Linked DNA regions of Homo sapiens: all the other regions are linked to region 1. Evidence: read pairs that join two places in POLR2A ChIA-PET (ENCODE). Cell type or tissue: HepG2. All regions are shown on one strand.

Region 1 (8,000 bases):
ATTTTTCAGGAATGCAATCACTGTGAAAATTGAGAGAAGAATGGCCTTTGGCTACCATCAAGACCTTAACCGAGAGTCATTCATCCTTCAGTGGCATTTGGATGGCCACTGAGACTCACCTGTTCCCACCCCATGCCAGCTGTCCTGCAGACTATAGAAAGCAATGGCTCACCTCACTAGGTTGTAGTTCAGCTTAGCTCAAGCATCTGCACACTGAAATGCATAATTTTAATACAAATTGCTTTTATTTCTCCTTAACATCTAAGTATTACATTGATTTTTTAAACTTATGTTGTAGATAAGTTTTATTATATCGTTTCAAAATTATAAAAGGGGTGTTTTAAAATATTTGCATTAAGGGGGGTGTTGGGTTTTAATGAGGTGAGACCCACTGATGGAAAGTGACACCATCTAACTTTTCATTTAACTCTTAGTCATTAGTCATTGGCTGTATTTTCAGGGATCTATGAGTTCTCACATTTGGGACGCCAAATGTGCAGAGACCAGCATGGCTAGACTCTTCCTGTTCACAGCTCGCTGAACCATGATTACCGAACTGTGCTTACAGGGAGGGTCATTTCAAGAGACCACCGAAAACTCACTATTCTCACCTCTTTTTCAGGGATCTTTAAAAGAAACTTCCCACTTCTCTCTGTGCCAAGAATGCTTTTTTTCCTGAGCACTTTGCTTTCATCTTGAAGACACTGCTGGCTGTGCCCTGCAGGGTTTCCTCTTTCCCACTGCCTACAGGAAAGAGTATTTATGTATTTATGTTGTCAACCTTGGCTACCTGGGGGGCTTTGAAAATACCCGTGCCCAGCACGCCTCCAGAGATGCTAGTTTGTTTGCTCTGCATCCAGTCCTGGCATTTCCCTGAGTGCTTCAGGCAGTGCTAAGGTGCAGGCAGAGCTAAGACTCAGGCTTCCCTCCACATTCACGGCCCCACTTGAGTAACTTTAGCAGCATCTAGGTCATCAGGGTTTACACTGCACATGTCAAGCCTCATTTCAGACTCCACTTCATCTCCGCTCTTGTTTTCCTTTTACCCTACTTTTAATTTATGAGACCCCCTGTCCGCTCGTGGGCATGAGTCCTCTTGGGAAGTGATAGGTGTCTCCATCGTGCCGCCATGTGTGAGCTCCTGGATGTGCATGAAGAGGAGACAGCACAGAATCCAACATGCAGGCGACTGGGACCTTAAAGAGCTCCAGCCCCTTTCAGTACCTGGTGAGATAACTCGGGGCCAGGGCTTCCCACATGCTCCCTGCACTAGGCATGGCCGGGAGGCTCCAGCAGCATTTCCTGGACCCACAGCAGACAACCAGAGGAGAAAAAGGCTGCTGACAGTGCAGATCCTTGTCTTGTGCCACCAGCCCACCTCACAACCTCAAGAAGAAGAAAATGCAAACCAAGCACCCATTCACGGCAACAGATGGGTAGCATCCTGGAGCTGTGCCATGGCAGGTGAGCCACAGGTGCCCCTGACAACTTCTTTTAAAATGGCAAGAACCTAGTATATCCATTATGTAGCATAAGAATATAAGGATCTCTGTACTTCTCCACCCACTATGCTATGGTAGTTTCACCGCAATTGTCCAGCTTTGCCTCTCTTATTACTGAGATGTCTTCTCCATAATGTCCCAGCTTGCAGGTGGACACTCAGCTCGCACTGATGCATCCCAGCCACAGGGTTTCCATCTGCCCTGGTCCCTGTGCATGGCCAAGCCACAGAGTGTAGCTCCACCTCCTAGAGCTCCACATCCTAGGAACTGAGGCAAGGGACACCACAAACTTGGAGAATAGCAGCCCTGCGATTCTCTAGGGAACCACAGAGCTACATCTGTGCCCATCATCTCCTCGTCCTCTCCATTGGGGCTGCTGAGTGGTGTCCTCTAGGTAGCCAGTGCATCCACACCCTTGTACAAAGGGGCGGATTTCAAAGACCCCCCTTTTGAAGAGAGACTGCTGACATCCTATGTCTTACCAAGAAGACTCATGTCCATAAGGGGACAGAGGTTTTCACTTGTCGTATTCACCGCTGTCTCCCCACCACTCACCACAGTGCCTGGCACATAGTAGATAGTCAATAAATCTTTAATAAATTAGTGAATCTACTATTAAGCAGTGTTTCAACAATGGTGAGAGGTTGACTCAAAAGATGTCACAGGTTTCAGAACCATAAAAAAAAAACTTGATGTCACATTATGACATACAAGCAGGGCCTATTAGAAATGGGGGTGCTGCTCTGGGCCTGCCAAGGTCATGTGAGAATTCAGATCAAATATCCTTTCCTGAACAGCATGGAGGCCACATGAGAGTGGACGGGTGCAGGAGACGCTTCACACACAGCAGCTTGGCAGCTAGCCAGAGACTGAAAATAAATCAGAGTTCCACACCCCTGCCCCAGCAAACCCCATTCTCAAAGGCTCTACCTTTCTGTCTAGCATAAACGTTAACATCGGATATGAATACAGAATATTAAATGAAATATCAAATGAGATATCACACAATAAATTAGAAGGGATTGAGAAAGAAAACAATGCCAATAGCCGCTTGGTAAACTGGATGGCAAAAAGGACAGTGAACGTCCCCATGCCACCTCTGGCTTTCCTCAGCTCATCAATAGTCATGGAGTTCTGTTTCATACATTCAATGTCCAGAAGCCTGGCACCAAACCGCAGCGACTGAGACATCCATCACATTCCCGTGACGAATGGACCCTTGCTCCATGACCTCAAGAGCCCAAGTTCATGGTGTCCCTTGCCTCAGTTCCTAGAATGTAAAGCTAAATCACAGGAATGTGGCCATCTGAGAAGCTACCCTGCCCCAAAGATAAGGCAGTGGAGAGACAGCCCAGCAGGAGCCAGCATCTGCGTGCCTTCCCAGCGGCCTTCCTTCCTCCCGGCAGTGCAGAGGAGAAAGCCCTGGCAGGCAGGACGAGTGGGAGGGAAGACAGAGGGGGGCTGCATGCAGAGGTCTTACCCTCCTTCAGGACATCATCCTCCAACAAGTTGGTCACCTAAACTTCTGCTTCCCCCGCTGTAAAACAGGGGTGATGACAGCACCCTCCTCACAAGACTGTAGGGAGGGTAAAAGACCAGTTGCTGTCAAGGGCTTATAAACTGTAAAGTGCTGGGCATGACTGTTGTAAATAATGAGTGTCTTCTCAGCGCCTACTTGCTTGTAGCTACATTCCCTAGCACCATCCTTTATCTGGAGGGGCAACAAGTTACCCTCCCCAGTGTGGTTAAGGCCTCAGCCCTTACCTTGTTAAGGAGACTGACGGTCCTGAGCCTAACCTCTAAGAGGGACGCTCCTGAACCTGTAGAACGTAGCCGGATAGAAAACCTGAAAGCCATTCACACGGGAAGTCACACACCTACCTAGAACCCCCCTCCAGAACAACTGGCAAGTTCCTTCAAACGACCTGAACAACGTTAACTCTTGCTCCACACAAGAAACACACACACGCAGACCTCACCGCCATCCCCTTCTTACACAACACACTCTGACAACCAAGTGCAACTTAGGGAGGACGCTCACGGCGTCCTGCAGAGCGGGGGACTCGAAGGTGTCAAGGCTGTGGTCCGTCTCACCCCTACCTAGTCCCCGGATGCTCCAGCTTCCCCGTACCTGGACGGACGGCCGTGGAGGGTGATGGGATCCCAGCCCCGGGCGGAACCCGGCTCAGCTCAGAGGGGCGAGAGCCCTAGGAGCCGAGCGAGGAGTGCTTCGGTGCGCGGGCGCGCGATTGTCACATTCCTGCCGCTCCCTGGGGCGCGCGGGGCAGGCCGGCGCCCCCACCGCCCGGCCCGGCCGCTCTCCGGCTCCTCCCGGCCGGCGCCGCGCGCTCCGAGTCGGCTCCGGCCGCCGGCCACAAGCTGCGCCCGCCCTCGCGGCCGGGAACTGCCGGGCGCGGCTCTGGCTCTAGCCCCGCCGCTGCGGGGGCGGGGAACGGGCGGAGACGGCTCGGCTGGGCCAGTCCGCGGGCTGCGAGCGAGCTGGCCGGGTGTCCCAACTCTCCACCCGGAGGAGCAGGCGCGGCTGGACAGACCCCTGCGGACACCGCCCTGCCCCGGGTAGCCCGCAGGGGTCCCGCCGGTTCCAAAGCATTGGAGAGCTGCCGGGCGCTCTCGAGTCGCGGCCCGGCTCCTCCAGGGCTGCGGCGGCTCCACTAGAGTTAGTTGAGACAACTCACCTAGCCACTACGACCTGGCTCTACTACCCCCATGGAGCCTGGCTGCGACCCGCGAATTGAGTTGGCGACTCCAGGGCATCAGATCCCGAAGCAAACGCTCGCCAGAGCGACCTCTGGAGCTTGGTGCCTGGCCAGGGGCTCTCTCCGACTGGCTTTGTGCACTAATTTCTTTGTACCTCCGTTTCCTCTTCTGTGAAAAAGGGATCATAAGAGCACTCATCTCATGGAGTGGTTGAAAACAGTTTTTTAAAAAAAATGAGCTAATACATATAAAATAGTGCCAGGCCCAGAGCTGATACTACTCACGCGTTATCTGCTGGTTTCATTGTTGCTGTTACGCGCCCGGATGAAAAAAGCAATTTAAGTGTCATACTATAAAATCTTGATACCACACTTGGGGGCAGACAGGGTTTTTAAATTTTTAAACTTAAAACCCACTTATGCCCACCAGCTCACTTTGCCAATGAGAATTCACACCCAGGGGAATGGAAGGATGGCCAAGGTCATGCAGCGAACGAACGCCTGGCAGGATCACACCTTGGGCTCCTTGCAGGGAGAGGAGGGGAGGGCGCAGTGGTCGAGTCTGCAGCTCCCTCGGGCTTTCCCCCTCCACTTCGCTAGTCTTCAGCAAGTGACTGGCCCCTCCAGCTTGTTTGGAGGTCTTCATGGGCCATCCTCCAAGAAGAGTTTTAATAAATGATGATAGCTTCCTTCCTTCTAGTACACACCGCCCCTTCCTGCATCCCTTTCAGACTGGGCAGGCTCTTGTTCTCGTAACCCACCCCTGGATATGCCTCTTCAGAAACTCAAGAATTGAGGTAACCTGAGCCTCAGCTGCCCCCGGACAAATCCAGGCTGGAGGAAAAGATGAAGGAATGAGCAGCAGAAGCTCATCTGCCCTAAAAGCTGTCTTGCAACCTGGCATGATGACAATTTCTCATTCTTAAACAATCTGTTTCCAGAAGCTTTTATGGTTCCTTTTCCTCGAGAAAGCAGGCTTACATCAGAGGCCAGTGACGTAGCATTAAGAGAATTCCTTAACAATCCCAGCTCTCAATATTCCTTTATACAGCAGAAGGTCTCACAGCCTTGACTCCACTCAGAATCACCGGAGGACATGACACTCCTGTGTTCAGATCAGTCACGTCAGAGTCTCTGGGGCTGAGGCCCAAAAGGCAGTGTTTTTAAAGCTCCCAGGTAATTCCAGTGCAGCTGGGGTTGCAAGCAGTTGTTCCTCTAAGCTCCCACAGTGATGCCATTACTGTGAATCCTCCAACTGAAGGCTGCTTCAACCACGTGTCCAAATGGCAGTTCTGAAAGCTACAGCAGGTGGGCCTGGCTCCATGCTGTGGAACCAGCCCAGAAGCACTATGATGGTGAACATAAATTCGTCCTTCCATTTTCATAATGAAGGTTTTTAAGCAGTTTACAAGTAGAAAGTGAAATTGATTTGTGCAACCATGTAGAAATAAAATCCGTAATTTTTGTCTTTTTTAAGTGTTGTCCCCGTTCAGCCACTCCTACCCAGTGTCCTGCTAGACATGCAGGCCTCTAGACCCAGGTGGGACTCTCAAACACCCGCCCAACACAGAAATGGAATTGGAAGACCTCCTCTTTCTCACCTTATTACCACTGTTCTATCTGGGACCTTCAAGTCACCTTCTCCCTCACTCAGCCATCCTGACCACTTTCACTGACTTTCTCCTTCCCTTTATTTCCTTTCCTTGGATAACTGGTGTGCCTGCCTGTCTCACTCCATCCCCTGGGTAGGAGGCTTCCGTAAGGTGGAGACTGTCATCCCTGTATCCCTATCTGCTCTGGTCTCAGCACCACAAAAATGCTCTGAGCACATCAACATGCTTTAGTGTAAAGCCTACTGCTTACACTGACATTGTATGCTAGTGATGCAATCCAATGGCCCACATCTTGGACAAAAACTTACAAGAAACAGAAATAGCATTGTTAGCCTCTGGACACCTTCCGGGGTGTCTCCCTCCCACCTCTGAAATGCTTATCATTCAGGAGACTTAACTGAGACCCTGTCCCCTGAGGGTTTTCAGTTTCTCCTCCACTTGTCTAGCTGATCAGATCCCAGGACCCTCTTTGGGAAGAGTTTCTGATAATGCACATGAAACAAAATCATATTGACCAACACAACATAATCCAATGCCTGAAAAATAAAGCATCTCCTATGGCCCATGTGGCAGGACATTTTGAAAGACTGTCCATTATAAACATTAAGGCTAGGCTTGAAAGAAGAAGTATTTTATGTTTTTTTTCCTTGAACCTCCAAAGCCAAAGTATTGGACAACTTAGACCATAAGGTTTACATCATAAACCACGGAGTACAGAAGAATGTATGGTAATGTAAAGCTATTTGTTTTTGTTCCCACTCCAAGGAACAGAGTTGACCAGCAGGTGGGAAGGGGAGAAGCAGAGGGAGGGAGCTGCTCTTTACTAGACCCTGAAAGGTTTCTGAGGAGTGACTCAGAGCTTCCACTCTTCAGCACCACCTAATAAGAGAAATCCTGGTGTGTTAGGCCATTCCTACATTGCTATAAAAAAATACCTGAAACTGGGAAATTTATAAGAAAAGAGATTTAATTCTCTCATGGTTCTGTAGGCTATACAGGAAGCATGGCACTGCCATCTGTTGGGCTTCTGAGGAGGCCTCAGGAAACTAACAATCATGACAGAAGGTGAAGGAGGTGCAGGTACGTCACGTGGCCAGAGCAGGAGGAAGCGAGAGAGAGGTGCGGGAGGTGCCACTCACTTTTAAATGACCAGATCTCATGTGAACTCAGAGCAAAAGCTCGCTTATCACCAAGGGGATGGCCCAAGCCATTCATGAGGGATCTACCCCCATGATCCAAACAACTCCCACCAGCCCCCACCTCCAACATTGGGGATTACATTTTAACATGAGATTTGGGCAGGGACAAATATCCAAACTGCATCACCTGGCCTCCTCCTGACTGAAGAGGTTGATGGAGAAGACTGGAAGAGAGGGATGCCATTTGGCTTCCCAGCCTAGTTCTGGACACCACCAGGGTCATAGCAAAGCCCCCGTGTCCAACATGGCCTGAGCCAAACAGCAGGCCTGGCAGCAGATATGCCTGGGCCTGAGGACAGGCTGCCTTGAGAAAAGTCCAGTGCATCCCAGAGTGTTCAAGTAAAGCAGCTGAGAGTCCCCAGACACTCAAAGGGGGCAGTGCAGAAGCTAAGAAGACCAAAGAGCCCTTGGACCTAGTCTGATGGGACAAGCATGGTCCTAGCTGAAGTTTTCAAGAACAGAGGATAACTCATGGACCAGAACCCCTCCCGGGACACCAGGACAACCATTCTTCAGCTCGGTCCACTTTAGCCCCACCACCCCCAAAGAACTCCATTGATCCTTCAGAAAAAACAAATGCAGGGTTTGGAAGGAAAGAATTCTGAAGAGATTGTGTTACTACCCCCAGAGAGACTGAGTCTTGAACCAGTGGGGACAAAACAACTCTAAATTAGTGAGATCTTTTTCTACCATCAGGTGGAAATGAGAATTCCTAAGTCTAGTTGGCTTCAATTGTAAAGAAATAAAGAAAATTACATTTTTGCACAGAGGGCCTCTGTGATTCTTAATTTGCTACACATATTTTTGTTATTTATGGCACTGCCAGTAAACTCTCACAGAACCACAACAAAGATTGGAAACCACTGTCCTAGATGGACTTCCTTCTACAGCCTAGGTTTTTTATCGCTCCTCTCATACATTTTCCATCTGCTGACTTTCAAGTAACTATTTTCTTATCTACATTTCGCC
Region 2 (8,000 bases), 98 kb before region 1:
GCCTCTATGCTCACCTCTGTATCTATATAGGAGGCCCATGTGTTCAATGAGTGGCAGAAGGTGACAACAAAACTACAAAAGGCCAGTTTGGGACTTTTGAATAGTATGGCTAAATGACTACCTGAGTTCTCTCATTTCCCCCTAAAGTGGCTACCATGCACCTTTGGCTTGGAAGGTAGACAGGTGGCATGGAGGGAAGTACAAGATTGGTCCTTTGAGATCCCTGAATGCTCTTTCACAGAGGCAAGGTTTCCAGGAAACCAAACAAAGCCCATCTTTTGGTCTCATACCCTAGAGAGATGGGACAGGCAACCTCCTAACACTAGGTTGCCCACTGGACTCTTGGGAGCTGCCTTGAACAAGGCCTGAAGGGACACCCGGTGCTCAACACTGAAACAGAAATCTGCCACTGTTTGATATTTGTCCTTCAAACCCCTAGGTTGGATTATAGATACAAATAAAATTAGGCCAAATTGTCCTTACCTTGCTTGGAAGCCATACAACAGATATGCAAATTAACTTGGGCAGGAGAGACCCGAGCAAATCTCACCATTGCTCTTGCGTCCAAGTTCCCATCATTCATTCATTGGGCCAAGCTCTGTGGAAGGTCTAGGGTGCCAGCAGTGTTCTGAGGGTCCTCAATTCCAGAGAAGGCCACAGCTGTACCTTCCAAAGCATTTATTTATTGGCCATGGTAAGAGCTGAGAGATAAAGACCCTTAATTTTCACACAGAATAAAATAGAGCCTACCTATTACTCATTCAATCAGAAAAGCTTTGTGGGCATTCTGACACCTGACTGATGTTGCTTAAAACAGAAAAGTTGGAAAACTGGAAAGAGAATTGATTTTCAAGCATGGGGTCTGGGAGTAAATGTCCTACCATTGCCCACCCACCTGCCCCCAATCAAGTACTTGGCTTTCTTACTTCAATGAGCAGATAATTGATTGCCTACAAGAAGACCTACAGGCTTCTCAAGATTCCAAGCATCCCCTTTAGAAATGTCTCTAGAGCCTGGTGTGGTGGCTCATGCCTGTAATCCTAGGACTTTGGGAGGCCAAGGTGGGCAGATCACCTGAGGTCAGGAGTTTGAGACCAGTCTGGCAAACATGGTGAAACCCCCGTCTCTACTAAACATACAAAAATTAGTCGAGTGTGGTGGCATGCACCTGTAGTCCCAGCTACTTGGGAGGCTGCGGCAGTAGAATCACTTGAACCCAGGAGGTGGAGGTTGCAGTGAGCCGAGATTATGCCACGGCACTCCAGCCTGAGTGACAGAGCGAGACTCCATCTCAAAAAAAAAAAAAGTCTCGAGAGTATCTATGCCCTGTCAACTGTGATATGTGAAATGAAATCAGAGAGAGTGACATGAAAGCAGGGTCGGGAATAGCCCAACATCCCAAGCTTTCTCTTCGTTTTAGGGGACTTCAGCCTCCTCACAGGAAAGCAGCTCTCCACTGCAGCCTGCTGACCTCAAGCCCCTGCCTCCTCCAACCTCTTTCTCTCTGGGACCACACACATGGGAATCATAAACACAAAAGACCCTGAGTCTCAGTATGGGCTTTTTTTGTTGTTTTGCCTTGGTTGGGGCTGGGAAAAGAGATAACACCAGTCAGGTCTTATGGTTGCTTCTGTTTTTAATTAACCTGCTCTACTAGAGTAGGTACTGGGAAAGGCCAGATGGTTCTCCCCTTTTGTTTGGAGCTCTGAGCTTTCTCCACCCCTGTGTTATGGCCTGTTAAGTTTTTAGGATCCATCCAACTGGATGGAAGCAATGGCACCATCCACCCCTAGGGAGGCCTGCTTGAGAACGTGCCCTACTGAGAATCACCAGCAGCAGAGAAGGTACAATGGATAAACATACAAGACAGGGGACTAGTGGGGCTGGGAATTGCACAGCCACACCTTGAAACAGAGAAGTGTATTACTAGGTCCTTCAAGACCAAAAACATCCCATCACAGCTTCTTGATCATTTCTTTTGAAATGCACAAAAAATATATAAAACAAGAAATTCCCCAGTGTCATTACCAAACTAGGAACTCAGGCTTGAGCCTGGGACACCTTAGAATAGGTTTTGCTTTCTGACATCTTCAGCCAGCATTGGTGGGAGTCACAACTGGTACAAGCTTTCTGGAGGGAAATTTGGAAGAATGCATCAAATGATCAGATATAAATAGATCTATTTAAAAGATAAATTCTTCTATTTCCAGTAATTTATCTAAGGCAAATGATCAGATGAATGCACTTTGTTTGTAAAAGTAACAAATAGAACAAACCTAAACATCCATGTGATGGTTTACCTTATATGTCAACTTGCCTGGGCTGAAGGATGCCCAGATTAAACATTATTTATGGACGTGTCTGTAAGGGTGTTTCAGCGGAGATTAGCGCAGGAATCAATGGACTCAGTAAGACAGTGAGCCTTCCCCAGAGCAGGTGGGCATCATCCAAATCCCTTCAAGGCCTGAATAGAACAAAAAGCAGAAGAAGGAGGAATTCTTCTCCACCCCTTTTCAAGATCTGCCTCACTCACTGCTTGAGCTGAACCATCTCATCTTCTGCCTTCAGACCGGGATTTATATCATCAGCGCCACTGGTTCTCAGGGTGTTGGACTCCAACTAAAGAAATATTTCACTGGCCTTCCTGGGTCTCCAGCCCACAGAGAGTGGATTGTGGGCCTTCTCAGCCTCCATGATCATGGGAGACAGTTCTTAATTTTGTATATATATAAAAGTCATATTGATTCTGTTTCTCTAGAAAACCCTGACTAACGCAATTCATAAATCTAAGATTGGTATTGCAAGATCAAATCTATGTGAATATTCATATATACACCAAAAGGATAATGAATATTTTTATAACTTCCTGTTTTCATAAATTTACCCAATGAGCAAATAATCAGGGAGGAAAAAGCTGTTTATATTTTGAAAGCAAAACAAAAATCTCCATCCTTAGTTTCATCCGGCTCTTCAGAATAGCCAGGATGTCTTATTTCACAGCAGACTTGCGTAAGTGTCTGAGGGTTGCGAGTTTCTTTGTTTTTAAAAATTTTTTTAACTGCTCTATGTTTTCATGAATGAACTTCACTCATGGGCAGTCTTGTTTCACAAACTCATGTCCTCCACCACTCCCTGCACTGGATTATTTTGAAGTAAATCCGAGACATCATAGTATTTCATTCACAAATGTTTCAGTATGTCACCTCTAACACATAAGATGCTTTTAGAAACATAACAATGCTACCATTATCATGCCTAACAATTTAAAAGGAATGCTGTAACATCGTGAAATACCCAGCCGGTGATACACTTCCCTGGGGCCATGTCTAACAACTGTGTTACCCCTGGGTGGGTTATCTAATCTCTTACACACTTACTTTCTTCATTTTAAAATGGAGAGGATATAGGATAATTGACTGTTAATGAGATAATGTACTTAAAGAGCTTAGCTTAGGGTCTGTCTGGCACATGGTAAATGCCCCCCTACCTGGCGGCATCAGATCATTTGTGATGTTACACACATTTTCCGTTCACCGGGCTTTTGTACGAATTAATCCTTACTTTGTAAATGTCCTGTTCATATTCTCTGGCCCTTTTTGTAGTGGGCAATAAGGATACCAACATTGTATTATCCCTTTTTTACAGAGGAAGAAACTGGGGCACAGGGTTTTTGACTTGCAAGAGGGATTTAGCTAGCATACTCCCTCAGCAAGTGGTTGAGTTGTGACTGGAGTCCAGGGGCCCGACGCCAGGGCCACCTCTCTGAAATCCCTATGACCGCAGTCCCCTCTTGCGAGCACATAGTAAACAGGGCCTGCTGATCCCCACTCACCACCCTTGGACAGACTGCGACAGTCTCAGAAGCCCAAGAGTTAGGAACACATTCGAAAATGGCACTATCTCCACCTTCTCAGCAGCCGAAAAAGAAGAAAGATATCCTTGGCCTTAAGTTGGAGAGCCCCGAGAAGGTAATGTGTGCACCCCGGGATGCCCGCCCACCTGTAAGTCTCCATTCTGGCCGCCTAGGTAGGTTGCGGCAGCCTGAACGGGGCTCTGTGAGCTTCGGGCTGGACAGCGGTTCCTCAGCAGCCACTAGAGGGCGCAATGGCGCCGTAGGCAGGCACCGAAGTCCTTGTTTGCCGAGCTCAGGCGTGACCTTGTTTGTCCTGTGTCTCAAGAGAGGAAATGTTCATCTCTTTCTCAAGGTCCTTCACCCAGTGAGCTGCTTTCTTTTCCTCTTGATGTCATCCTTTTACACAGGCAGGAAATTATGTTCACTTCTACTATCCTGTGGTCATTTAAAACCACAAACAAAGCTGATTGACCAGGAAGTCAGATAATTAAAAGAGCCATAAGTTCTTGATAAAGCCTTGTTGATTGAAGAAAGCAAAGTAGCCAAAGTATCGTGATTGACAGGGGGACCAGCAGCCTGAGAGGCTGAGCTCTCCAGATTGCAGTGGAAAGGCATAAGTTGGTTATTAAAACAAGTTGGCGAGCTGTGACCAGCATTTTGAAAAATTGAGCTAGACTTGAACAAAATAGAACAAATAACATAGAACAGAGCTTTTTCCATTCCGTGTGTGCATACTGAGTTGCTTACTAAATTATGTTTCTCACTGTACTTCAAAGTTTTAAAAATATGAAAGCCTTGACCGGGCTCGGTGGCTCATGCTTGTAATCCCAGCCTCGGTGACAAAAGCGAAACTCTGTCTCAAAAAAAAAAAAAAAAAAAAAAAAAAAGGAGGAGAAGAAGAAATTTGGAGAAATGAGGCCATCAGAGAGGATGAGAGGACGAAAATATTCATCAGGACATAAAGCTTTGGTGGCTGTCAGACTGAGAAACAGTCCATCTACTAAGTGTGGGGAAAAAAAGCTATTGTGCATGACCCTCATGTTTCTCTATAGCCTCAATCACAGGTTGGGTTTTGCCCAACTTTTCAGTGGACCACACCACGAAGGTAGTGGATTTAAGGTGAAAAATATTTGAATGTTGACAAGCTAATTGTCAGATGATTTTAGCAGAAATCAGTTTTCATTATTTAAACTGATAAGAAAATGTTTGTGATTTTGACAGGCATGGTAAACAAACAAAATTGTGATTTATGTTGCTCAAATGAGAATAAAATTTATTTCACAAATTACTGATATTTTTAACATTTACAGTTTAATTGTTCATTGTGGAAAAACAGAGAAAAGGGCATACGCTGTCCAAGCACAGGCTTCCATGTGGGCTCAGCCCACCATGACATGGGGATGAATCCCAACTCTCACCCACCATGACAGGTGATCCCCCCAGCTCTCACCCACCATGACAGGTGATCCCCCAAGATCTCACCCACCATGACATGGTGATTCCCCCAGCTCTCATCCACCATGACGTGGGGATACCCCCCAGATCTCGCCCACCATGACATGGGGATGCTCCCAGCTCTCACCCACCATGATGTAGGGATACCCCCAGCTCTCACCCACTATGACCATGTGGATGACCACCCGCCCTCACCCACCATGACACAGGGATACCCCCAGATCTCACCCACCATGACATGGGGATGCTCCGAGCTCTCACCCACCATGACTTGGGGATGCCTCCCCCGACCAGCCCTCACCCTCCATGACCATGGGGATAACCCCCAGCTCTCACCCTCCATGACCACGGGGATGGCCCCAGCTCTCACCCACCATGACATGGGGATGGCCCCAGTTCTTATCCCATCCTCCTCTTCTCTACGCCTGAGCTCAACTGGGTGTCTAGAATGCTAACCCTAGCCTCATCCTGCAGCAGAAAATAGGTGTAGGAATGAGGAGACATGGAGCAAAACAAGTCATCTTCCAGCCATAGGTGTCAGTCCAGCAAGTCTTAGCCAGTCGTGAGAGTACACTTCTTTCTTCTTGAGCCTAGTTCTGGGCCTGAAATCAGGAAAGATCTATTTACTCCTTTTCTGATGTGGTGGGAGATGGGGGCTGATAAGGAAACCTGCCATGGGAATGCGAAAACCTCCACCTTGCCGTCAGTTCATCTGGTGGTATATCCCTGAGGCTTCCATTTCTCTTGGGTTATCTTTGCAAGGTGGTTATGCCAGAGGATCACAGGTGAGCAGTGTCAACTCTCACCTTTCCTATAAGAGCCCCAGAGGAAAGGTGAATTTGGATGACAAGAGCCAGGGCTCTGAGGTCCTTCTCAAGTGGAGAGCTCCTCTCCAGGGACAGCCTGGGAGATGAGGGTGGAATTGTATTAGTGAACAGCAGCATTTCTCAGAAGTTCCTGGGTGTATGGGAGGGGACATCCACACACAGAGTTCCCATCTCCCAGAATAATATTACTACTGGAGATGTGTGGCCTCTAACATTCAGACCCAGCAGCCACCACTCCTAAAGCCAGCATCACCCTCTGTAGCTCACTCCAGACCTCATCTGGAACAGCCTCTGTTCTTCAAGGAAACCAGGAAGGAATTTTCCACTTTACACAGCCCCAGATCAATACCAAACAAGCATGTGTTAGAGGGAAGTTTATAAATAAAAAACAGGACCAAGTGCCGAGGAAAGGTCAACCAACCATGACGTGGCAGGAAGTGGTCTGCGTCACTATGGGGTGCTGATGGGTGTGGGGGGCCCTGGGGACTGAGGCTCCCTGAGCACATTCCATATTTTGGCAGGCCAGCTCCTCATGGCATCCCACGGTTTGCCAAGCACTTTTCACATGTATATCTTCATCTTGCTTGGTCCTCCGGGGAAAGACCACACCTTCCCGGTCCCTTTATTTAATGTGACTGGGTCTTTCCCAGGGCCTCTCTCATGAGCCGACTCAGGGTATTTGAGGGGAGATACCAAAGGTAGTGGGTTTTGTGGCTGACTCAGTCATTATGGGAAGGTGAATGTAAAGGTAACCCAGCGACTCAGCACCTGTATTTCACCTCTCTGGTCCAATCTCCGCTCGCAGCCCTACCTCCAGGTCAGTCCCTGGGGATTCCCAGGGGGGTCTCTAATTCCCTCAAGCCAGGGTCTTGGAAAGGAGTGATGAGGGTTTACAGCTAATTCATAGTATTAAAAAACTTTGTGAATCATTAAATTATAAATTGGCCTGTGATGAAGGCACACTGGCTCCTTGGAAACTGACTTCACTTTGCTTGGAGTAGAATTCTGGAGCCCACCCCCAAGGGCTAGGGATAGGACCCCATTGACCTCATATTTGCGCCAAGCCCAGCTGGAGAAACGGGAGAGAATTGAGGGTGGCCTTCAGCGTTCCCATAAACTACCTTTTTGTCCCTTAGCCGTTGAACTCTTAAACCTCCTTTCTTATACAAATTTGGACTTGAGACCATGAGCGGAGCTGTTACCTGCCAACCTGCCTACATGTCAGCGGTGATGCCAGGCTACTTCAATTATTTGTATTCTTGCTGCATTGCATCCCTATTATTTCATTAGGAATTAGTAGAACTTTAAAAAGTTTCTTTGCATCTCGATTTCTCTCTCCAACATGAGAGTCGTTATTCCTCATGGAGGATTCGCTAGTTTAATTAAAACAGGCTGTTTCTCCTATTGCACCCAAGAGGAAAATGGGCATTACTGATCTGTTCCGCACTCTGTCCCCTCACTCGCTGCCGTTCTCTTCTCTGGGCTGGTCTCTGAAGGCTGCCTGCAGTGCTGGAGTGGGCAGGGTGGCTGCGGGCTGGCTGAGGACGCTTCGTCCTTCCTTCTGCGGAGTGCATGTGAGACCAGGCCACGCCAGGAAACCCCCTGAGGGCAGTGGGCACCACCTCTGGCCACTTGACTAACCCCGGGGCAGTAAGATCTGGACCGCAAAGGGTGAGTGGTCACTGGCTCGTGGTTTGGTGAGGATTTGGGGAATACACCCACCCCATTCAGATTTGAGGGCATCTCAGCACCCTTCCCCCTTCCTTCCCAGCCATTTCCCTCTGCAGGATGGAGGCAGCCAGAGGCAGCCACAGTGTGGGGAGAGTGGGAGAGGTACGGGGACGTGTCCTCTCTGAAGGGTGTGC
Region 3 (8,000 bases), 73 kb after region 1:
TCTCTTCTTTGAGCTTAGAGATTTGTTGACCGTAAATGGTGCTGTCAAATGAGTATGGTATGGTCTCCTACCTTGGAAAGGCAAGAGGAATTCAGACATATGTTTAAGAGTCAATATTTTATCTATTTGGCATCCAAGAAAGAGCCCTGAGTATCTCTCAGGTACTCAGAGGTTTAAGCAATTTCACTGAGATTCTGTGAAAATGCAGAGTAAGGGGTGACTAAGGCAGTGGAAGAGGCACATGGACTTCTGAGAAGCCACCAGTGCTTCCCTGTCAATCATCATCAGTCTCCTCTACACTGGAGGTTGAGGGAAGGGAGGGAAGGAACTCATCACTGAGATTTTTCAGAGGCAAATGATTAAATCTTTGTTCCTATTCCATTTTGCAGGGGCCATGGCCTCTCTTTCCACCCCAGCTTTTCTTCACAGTCAGCACTTTGCCTAGTGGACTTTTTGGTGCCAGATGAGTTTGTTTGTTTATTTGTTCACCTATTATCCATCTCCCCCAGTAGAATTTAGGCTACATGAGAATAAGAACCTTGTCTATGATGTTCACCGTATTGTATCCGTGGTCCCCAGAATGATGCCCTGAACCCTCATGAAATAGCTGTGGAATGAATAAATGCTGACACTTTTTTTCTCACATGCTTTGGCCCCAGACCTACTGCATCCAAAGTGGAGCCTTGGGAATCCGCCTTTTACTGAGTTTTGCGAATAGTTGATCCCCCAGTACATAATGCCTGGATTAAATGAAAACATTTAAGAAAAATGAGGACAGGGAAAAGGCATCATGGTATTCCAGACCCAAAGAGAAAGGGAGTTTCTATACCCACAGCCCCAGGAGCTGTTTACATTTGACTCAGCTCAAGCTCAGAACTGGCCGGGAAGGGCCTTCAGTCAGTGGGCTGTGAACACATCTTCCCAAGACAGGAAGGACTTAGCATGACATTAAACTCGGAAATGGTAAAGGAAAATTTCTCATAGTTTCACCTACAAAAAAGCGAAAACTTTTGCATAGAAAAGACAACTTGGAAAAAAAAACTAAGTTTGGCAAATCAATGAAAACTTAGGGAAAAATATTTGCAACATGTATTACCAATCAAGGTTTAATGTTTATAATAAATAAACAATTCTCACAAATCCAAGAGAGAATACTGCAAAAGACATGAATAAACAGTCCACAGAAGAAAAAAGAAAGAAGCAAAAAGCAATAAGCAAAAAGCAAAAAGCCAATAGACGTGAAAAACATGTTCAAGATTACTAATAACCAAAGAAATGTGAATTAAGATAATAGAAAAATGCCATGTTTTGGTAGAGACTAAACGATTTCTAATATTCCAGTAAGTGAGGTATAAGAAACCAGGTACATCTATTACAAGTGTAAACTATTAAAATCTGTTTTGGAGGATAAAGCGCCAAACTTTTAAAACCTATATTCTATTTGGCTTAGCAATATTATTTCTAGTTTATCCTAAACAGATAATTGCCCAAGTAAACAGTGCTATATGTAAAGTGTACGAATTTTTTTCTTTTTTTTTTTTTTTGGTGACACAGAGTCTTGCTCTGTCACCCAGGCTGGAGTGCAATGGCACAATCTCGGCTCACTGCAACCTCCACCTCCCGGGTTCAAGCAGTTCTCCTGCTTCAGCCTCCCTAGTAGCTAGGATTACAGGCACAGGCCACCATGCCCAGCTAATTTTTTTGTATTTTTACTAGAGACGGGGTTTTGCCGTGTCAGCCAGGGTGGTCTCGAACTCCTGACCTCAGCTGATTCCCCCCACTTCGGCCTCCCAAAGTGCTGGGATTACAGGCATAAGCTACCACACCCGGCCAAGTACAATGATTTTACACATTATTTGCAATTTTGAAAAATATGGACCAATTCTAAGGGCCCATTGTGGAGGATGTATAGTCCAGGTGCTTCCTCGGAAGATGGCCCTTGGCAGCCACTGGTCTAGGAGAGGACACCGGCACCATGGGGTTCAACCAGGGTGGATCTCACACCTCCTTCTTGGCACATTAAGGCATGGCATTTCTCCCTCTTCCCTCACAAGAGGTTGTAAAGCCTGGTGCCACTACAAAAACCATTTTGCCACCATAAAGGGAAAGAATCTTCAAACAAAACCAACACACAGAGGAGGGGACATACAGGGAAATGCCAAATATTATGCTAGTAGTATGGAACCCACTCAGAAGCCACTCTTTCTTTGAACTTCAGTTACATGAGATGGTAAATTTATGTAAGCCAGTTTGGGCCACTTTCTGATACTTTCAGCCAAAAGCCACATGATAAAGCCATCACCAGGGAACTGAATAAATACATTATGACACAATCTTACAATAAAATGCCATGCAAGTGATTTATTCAAGAATAAAATACCATGCAATGGATTTTTCAAGAAAGTATGCCCTATATACAGTGCCACAAATAGATGTCCATTAGAAGTCGTTAAGAGAGAAAAGTGTTAAGGAATGATATGTGTGATATCACCCTATTTAGTTAAAAAGGCAAATTGAGCTACAGATAGAGATATAAATTTGATATAAATTAGAATCAGAAGGGAAGAGGGAGCTTTTATTTCTTCCTTTACATACTTCTGATTTTTTGAGGTTTTAAATAAGTATCCCTTACTTTATATATATAAGTATACAAATATATTTCAGCTTTGGACCTCTGAAGTACTCTTGGTAGCATCATTTTAAAAATCATGATATAACACATAATGATGCCTAGTCTTCAAATATCTTAGTGTTTTTTTTTACATAAGATCAATTTACATAACCTTATCCTTATTTAACTTTTAATCCTTTTTGACAGTTCCATGTCTATCTTGAAAAAGAATGTGTCTTAATCTCTAGAAGTAAAAATAAATAAGAGCTACCTCTTAGATACACACCTTCCCCAAGCCACCCCAACCCTCAAGCCTGAGATTCCCACCTAGAAAATAAAGACAGCCATGGTATATCTTCATGAGTGTCATGAGGGAGGGGTGAACACAGGTGTTCAAAGTTTCCAGCACAGGGCCTGGGACAAAATGACTCTTCAGTGGTAGTTTTTGTTGCTATTCAATGTCCTCAGAGTAAAGGGGCCCCTTCTGGAAATTTATTTTTGCTTGGAGGTTCGGTGAACCTTACCCTGGCTTTCTATCTCTTCAAACACCCTAGAAGCAGAAAGAATTCCATGGGGCCAACTCTGGGCCTTCCCACTCTGAAAACGACACAGTCACAAACTACAGGCCCAAGGAAGCCAGGGCGGGCCCTTTAAAACCTTACCCTCATTGACTCAAGCAGCTTGAGAAGGAGCCTTGGCAGTCCTCTGGCCACTGTAATCATCTTTCACATTAGTCGAGACAAATGCCTTGGAATTTTCCTTAAACTGGGTGTCACCTCCCATTTTTGATATGAAAAGATACAAGTGAAGAGCTGCCAATGGGTGGAGTCTTGGGCCGGGTCCCCGGATACGTCAGGCTACTTTCATTTTCCAGATATGGGAGAAGAGAAAAGTAGGCCAGGCCAGGGCTGCAGTGTCCCCAAGAGGTCAGCAGCTCCAGGCTCTGAGCCTTGCTTCTGGGCTGCCTTCCAGCCCCACTCCATTCCAGTTTGCAGTAATGAATGTTATACACACACTCATACACACACACACACACACACGCACACACACATACACACACACATGCACACTGATTTTTTTTAGGAGCCGTCAATGAAGTTTTAAGTTGTTGACAATTATTGTTGGTCATCAGGCCAGCAATTCTTCTGAGTGAAGTGTTGAACAAGGCTGGGCCTCAGAGCTACACAGATGTATGGCTTCCTGAAAGCCATACATCTGTGTGTGCCTGGGTAACTTGAGAAATAGTACTATGCATGTGATAAGTGTGCCACAAAGACTTAGAAAGATAGAAAACTCCTCACAGATTTTTCACTTAAGGAGGTAATGTCCTCTTGAAAATGTTATTAAGTACAAATTAAACAAATGTTCAAGGTGCACCTACCTGACACACCAGGGGCGCCTGACAAATATTTCTGGAATGACAGAATGATTCTTTGCTCTGTGGTCTGAAGCAAATGACTTGCCTTGGTTGGGTCCCAGTCTCCTTTCTGTGAATAGAGGTAATCACACCTCCTCCATGGGTGGTGAAGGCTGAGGAAAAACGCTTTGTCCAGGAGGGTTGTGCTGCGAATAGGAGAGCAGGTTTGGGGGAGGTGGCTAACCTTGGCACCCACCTGGGCTCGCAGAAGCCAGTGGGAGGTATGAGATAAACTGCCCAGGGACCTCCTCAGCCACCCTTACATCTTATCTGCCCTGTAGCCACGTCCTCCCCTGCAGTCAGGCTGCTTATCAGGGGCTGACACCAGGCGCAGCCAACTTTGTGCTTTGATTCTTGCCAGGTTTCTTCTGTGGAAGGGGTTTCCAGCCCCCGCACCCCCTTAGCCAAAGTTTGCCCTTTAAAGTCAATCTCCGGTCACACATCTCCAGTAAGCCTTCAAACCTCACTCCAGAGCCGACTCTCTCCTCCATCCTCCCCTATGCCTTCTGCCCCCACACTAAGGCAGCAGGTTGCATTCGCCGGGCACTGCCCTGACAGGAGGGCAAGCACAGGATGGAGTCGAGAAACCAGCATAGTCACCAAGCTGATTTTTCAAAATGTGAATCTTAAAAACCTTGACTTTTAAGTCTGCCACTTGAGAGAGAAGAATTTTGGTTTTATTTTTGCTTTTATTTGTTGGAACTCTAGAACATATCCTTATATATCAAGAGCCTGGAGCATAACGTTATGCCATAAACCAGAGAGTTCCTGTTCAAGGGAAGTACACGTTTGAACCAGCACATAACACAATGAACACTGAGGGAAGATGACTAGGGTTGGGGCAGAAATGGAAGTTAGGGAGTAGGGGGCATGAGAAAACGAGGAAATTGTGTTGATTTCCAGGCTCCAGCCAGAGACTGTAAACCTTGGATTGAAGCCCACTCCACGATGGAGCCTGTGGATGGGCAACAAGGGGGTTGGCAGTGGGTAGGGGAGGGAGGGATACCTGGGAAGATGGGCTTGAGGGAAGTCTCAAGGTTCAAATCACCCCAGCAAGCTACAGAAGGGTTTTGGAAAGTTCCTGGGCTATTCCTACAAAGCACGTGCCCCACGGACCCATGCAGGGCCCATGCAGGACACACAGAAATCAACAGCACAAGGTGCAGTGACCAGGTCCATATCACTAAGCAGCTCCAATTGTGGGCAGCAATGAGAGAAGAGAGGAAAAGAAGAAAGGCAAAGAATCTTGAGCTCTTTCAAACCCTTAAGTAACCATATGTAGGACTGAGAGGACCTGAGTGACCCTGAGATGGTGTATTAGTCTGTTCTCACACTGCTCATAAAGACATACCCAAGACTGGGTAATTTATCAAGGAAAGAGGTTTAATGGACTCACAGTTCCACATGGCTGGGGAGGCCTCACAATCATGGCAGAAGGCAAATGAGGAGCAATGTCACATCTTACATGGCTGCCATGGCTTCAGGCAAGAGAGTGTGTGCAGGGGAACTGCCCTTTATAAAACCATCAAATCTCATGAGGCCTATTCACTACCTTGAGAACAGTATCAGGGAGACTGCCCCCATGATTCAGTTATCTCCACCTGGCCTCACCCCTTCACCCCCTTTTTTTTTTTTTTTCTAAGACAGAGTCTCGCTCTGTCACCCAGGCTGGAGTGCAGTGGGCGATCTCAGCTCACTGCAACCTCCGCCTCCCGGGTTCACGCCATTCTCCTGCCTCAGCCTCCCAAATAGCTGGGACTACAGGTGCCTGCCACCACGCCCAGCTAATTTTTTGTATTTTTAGTAGAGACAGGGTTCCACCGTGTTAGCCAGGATGGTCTCGATCTCCTGACCTCGTGATCTGCCCACCTCGGCCTCCCAAAGTGCTGGGATTACAGGCGTGAGCCACCGTGCCCGGCCTGGCCTCACCCTTGACAAGTGGGAATTATTAAAATTCAAGGTGAGAGTTGGGTGGGGACACATTCAAACCATACCAGCTGGAAAAAACTGAATTTTTCCACCATAAGCAGAAGTAGGGATTCATGAGCTAAGTTAAGATCAATTATAGAGAAAGAAAGTCCCATTTTGGTGTAATTATGACTAAATGTCACACTGCTATCTTCATGCTGGCCCCTTACCTTCCCTGGATGACCAGCCATCCTAGTTTGCCCAAGATAGTCCTGGTTTTAGGATTGAATGTCCTGCAGCCCAAGAGATCCCTCAGGCCTGGGCACACTGGGATGGTCAGTCACCCCACCTTCACCTGGCACCAATGCATCATCTGTCCAGGATGTACTGGAGTTTTTTTGTTTTGGTTTGTTTTGAGATGGAGTCTTGCTGTGTTGCCCAGGCTGGAGTCTAGTGGCACGATCTCGGCTCACTACAACCTCTGCCTTCTGGATTCAAGGAATTCTCCTGCCTCAGCCTCCCGAGTAGTTGGGATTATAGGCGCCGCCGCCAGGCCCAGCTCATTTCTCATATTTTTAGTAGAGACAGGGTTTCACCATGTTGGCCAGGCTGGTCTTGAACCCCTGACCTCAGGTGATCCACCCACCTCAGCCTCTGAAAGTGCTGGGATTACAGGCTTGAGCCACCACACCCGGCTGTCCCTGTTTGATTTTAAGTGGAGTGAGGAAAAGGACCATGTGGCGTTCAGACTGTTCATTCAACCAGCAAAAGTGAATGCAGTTTCCCTGCACTGAATTCTGACGGGTGAGACTGACTCTTAAGCAGATAATTAAAATACACTGTGATAAAGGGGAATGTAAATTAACGCAACAAGCGAGTGCTGCACACCTATCAGAACGGCTAAAATTTAGAAGATGGGCAAGAACAAATGTCGGCAAAGATGCGGAGCAACCAGAGCTCTCTGCGCTGCTGGGGAGAATGTGCAATGCTGCAGCCACTCGGGGGGGAATGCTGGCACTTTCATATAAAACTAAATATATGCCTGTCTTTGACTCAGTAGTTCCATTCCTAGGTGTCTACTCAAGAGAATAAAAATATCTGCCCATGAAACAGCTGTACTGCAGAGTAAGTTTAAAAATAATAGCCCAAAATTAGAAAGTGCCCAAGCTGCAGGAGAACTGGTAAACTAACTGTGGCACAGTCACACAATTGAATAGTGCTCATGATCTACTGGCGCACACAACATGGATGAATCCCAAAACATCATTCTGAGTGCAAGAAACTAGACACACACAAGCACGTACTCTATGCTCCATTTATATGAAGCTCCAGGAAAGACCTTCAAATCTATAATGATAGAAATCAAACCAATAATTTTGTAGGACTGGGGTAAGGGGAATTGACCAGGAAGGGGCAGAAGGGAATCTTTTGAGGGGTTAGAAATATCCTATATCTTGCCTGTTGTGGTTATTACACAGGTCTATACATTTTTCAAAATTCGTCAAACTGCACACTTAAAACAGGTGCATTTTCTTGTTTGTGAATTAGAACAAAATAAGTTCATCTTTAAAAATCAGATTGAGAAAATAAAACAAGACCTGAGAAGCACTACAACAAACAAGCGCACAAAGCACCCAAGGGGTGAAGGAAGACTTTGCAGCTGGGCAGGGACTGAAAAGTCAGAAAGGGCTGCACTGGACAGAGAAGAGGACGAAGCACATGGCAGAAGCCAACAGCATGTGCAAAACATGCAAGGAAAAAAGCAGACGGGGCTCCAGGAAAGGCACAAGGTTGGGGGAGGGTGGTGGCCACTGTTTAAAAAAAAAAAATAGAGAGAGTCAATAGAAAGGTAGGTCTCCGCGAGTCCGGGAAATGCCTCTAAGTCCTGCAAAGCACGTTGGACTCTGCCTCTGGGCTCGCATTGCTCAACCACAGTGTGCTGACTCACCGAGAGCAGCTGGGCAGTGTAGCACCAGTGAGGTGCTGCTGGTTAGGACTCCTCCAGGTGCTCCCTGCAGTGCCCCTGCCCCGCACATGCAATCCCCTAGTCCCCTTAAGTGGGGA

The links. Peaks named below come from ENCODE experiments on the same cell type or tissue, not always from the same donor. Only the 100,000 strongest peaks of a DNase experiment are listed, where the experiment ranks them.
Region 2: POLR2A ChIA-PET joins it to region 1 with 10 read pairs; 5 of 35 experiments call an interaction of 5 or more read pairs at or near these places.
Region 3: POLR2A ChIA-PET joins it to region 1 with 14 read pairs; 9 of 35 experiments call an interaction of 5 or more read pairs at or near these places.

The regions. Positions count from the first base shown.
Region 1 is chr2:102,138,654-102,146,653 of GRCh38, reverse strand. IL1R1 (interleukin 1 receptor type 1) reads right to left here and starts at 3,908. Exons shown (of 12, transcript NM_000877.4): 1 at 3,634-3,908. RefSeq lists enhancers at 2,691-2,985, 2,751-3,045. In HepG2, no CTCF peak of the experiment used is centred here; DNase peaks (open chromatin) are centred at 2,773, 3,613, 3,973 and 4,233; H3K4me3 peaks cover 2,907 bases.
Region 2 is chr2:102,237,102-102,245,101 of GRCh38, reverse strand. It overlaps IL1RL2 (interleukin 1 receptor like 2), which reads right to left. Exons shown (of 12, transcript NM_003854.4): 12 at 5,100-5,910. The coding sequence ends at 5,861. Among named protein-coding and RNA genes, the nearest start is that of IL1RL2, 54 kb to the right of the region's middle. RefSeq lists a silencer at 4,040-4,099 and enhancers at 4,039-4,333, 6,188-7,387. In HepG2, a CTCF peak has its summit at 4,100 (motif pointing right); a DNase peak (open chromatin) is centred at 4,151; H3K4me3 peaks cover 291 bases; H3K27me3 peaks cover 3,203 bases.
Region 3 is chr2:102,065,807-102,073,806 of GRCh38, reverse strand. It overlaps a transcript of IL1R1 not described here. Among named protein-coding and RNA genes, the nearest start is that of IL1R1, 73 kb to the left of the region's middle. In HepG2, a CTCF peak has its summit at 3,521; DNase peaks (open chromatin) are centred at 3,486 and 7,826; H3K4me3 peaks cover 774 bases.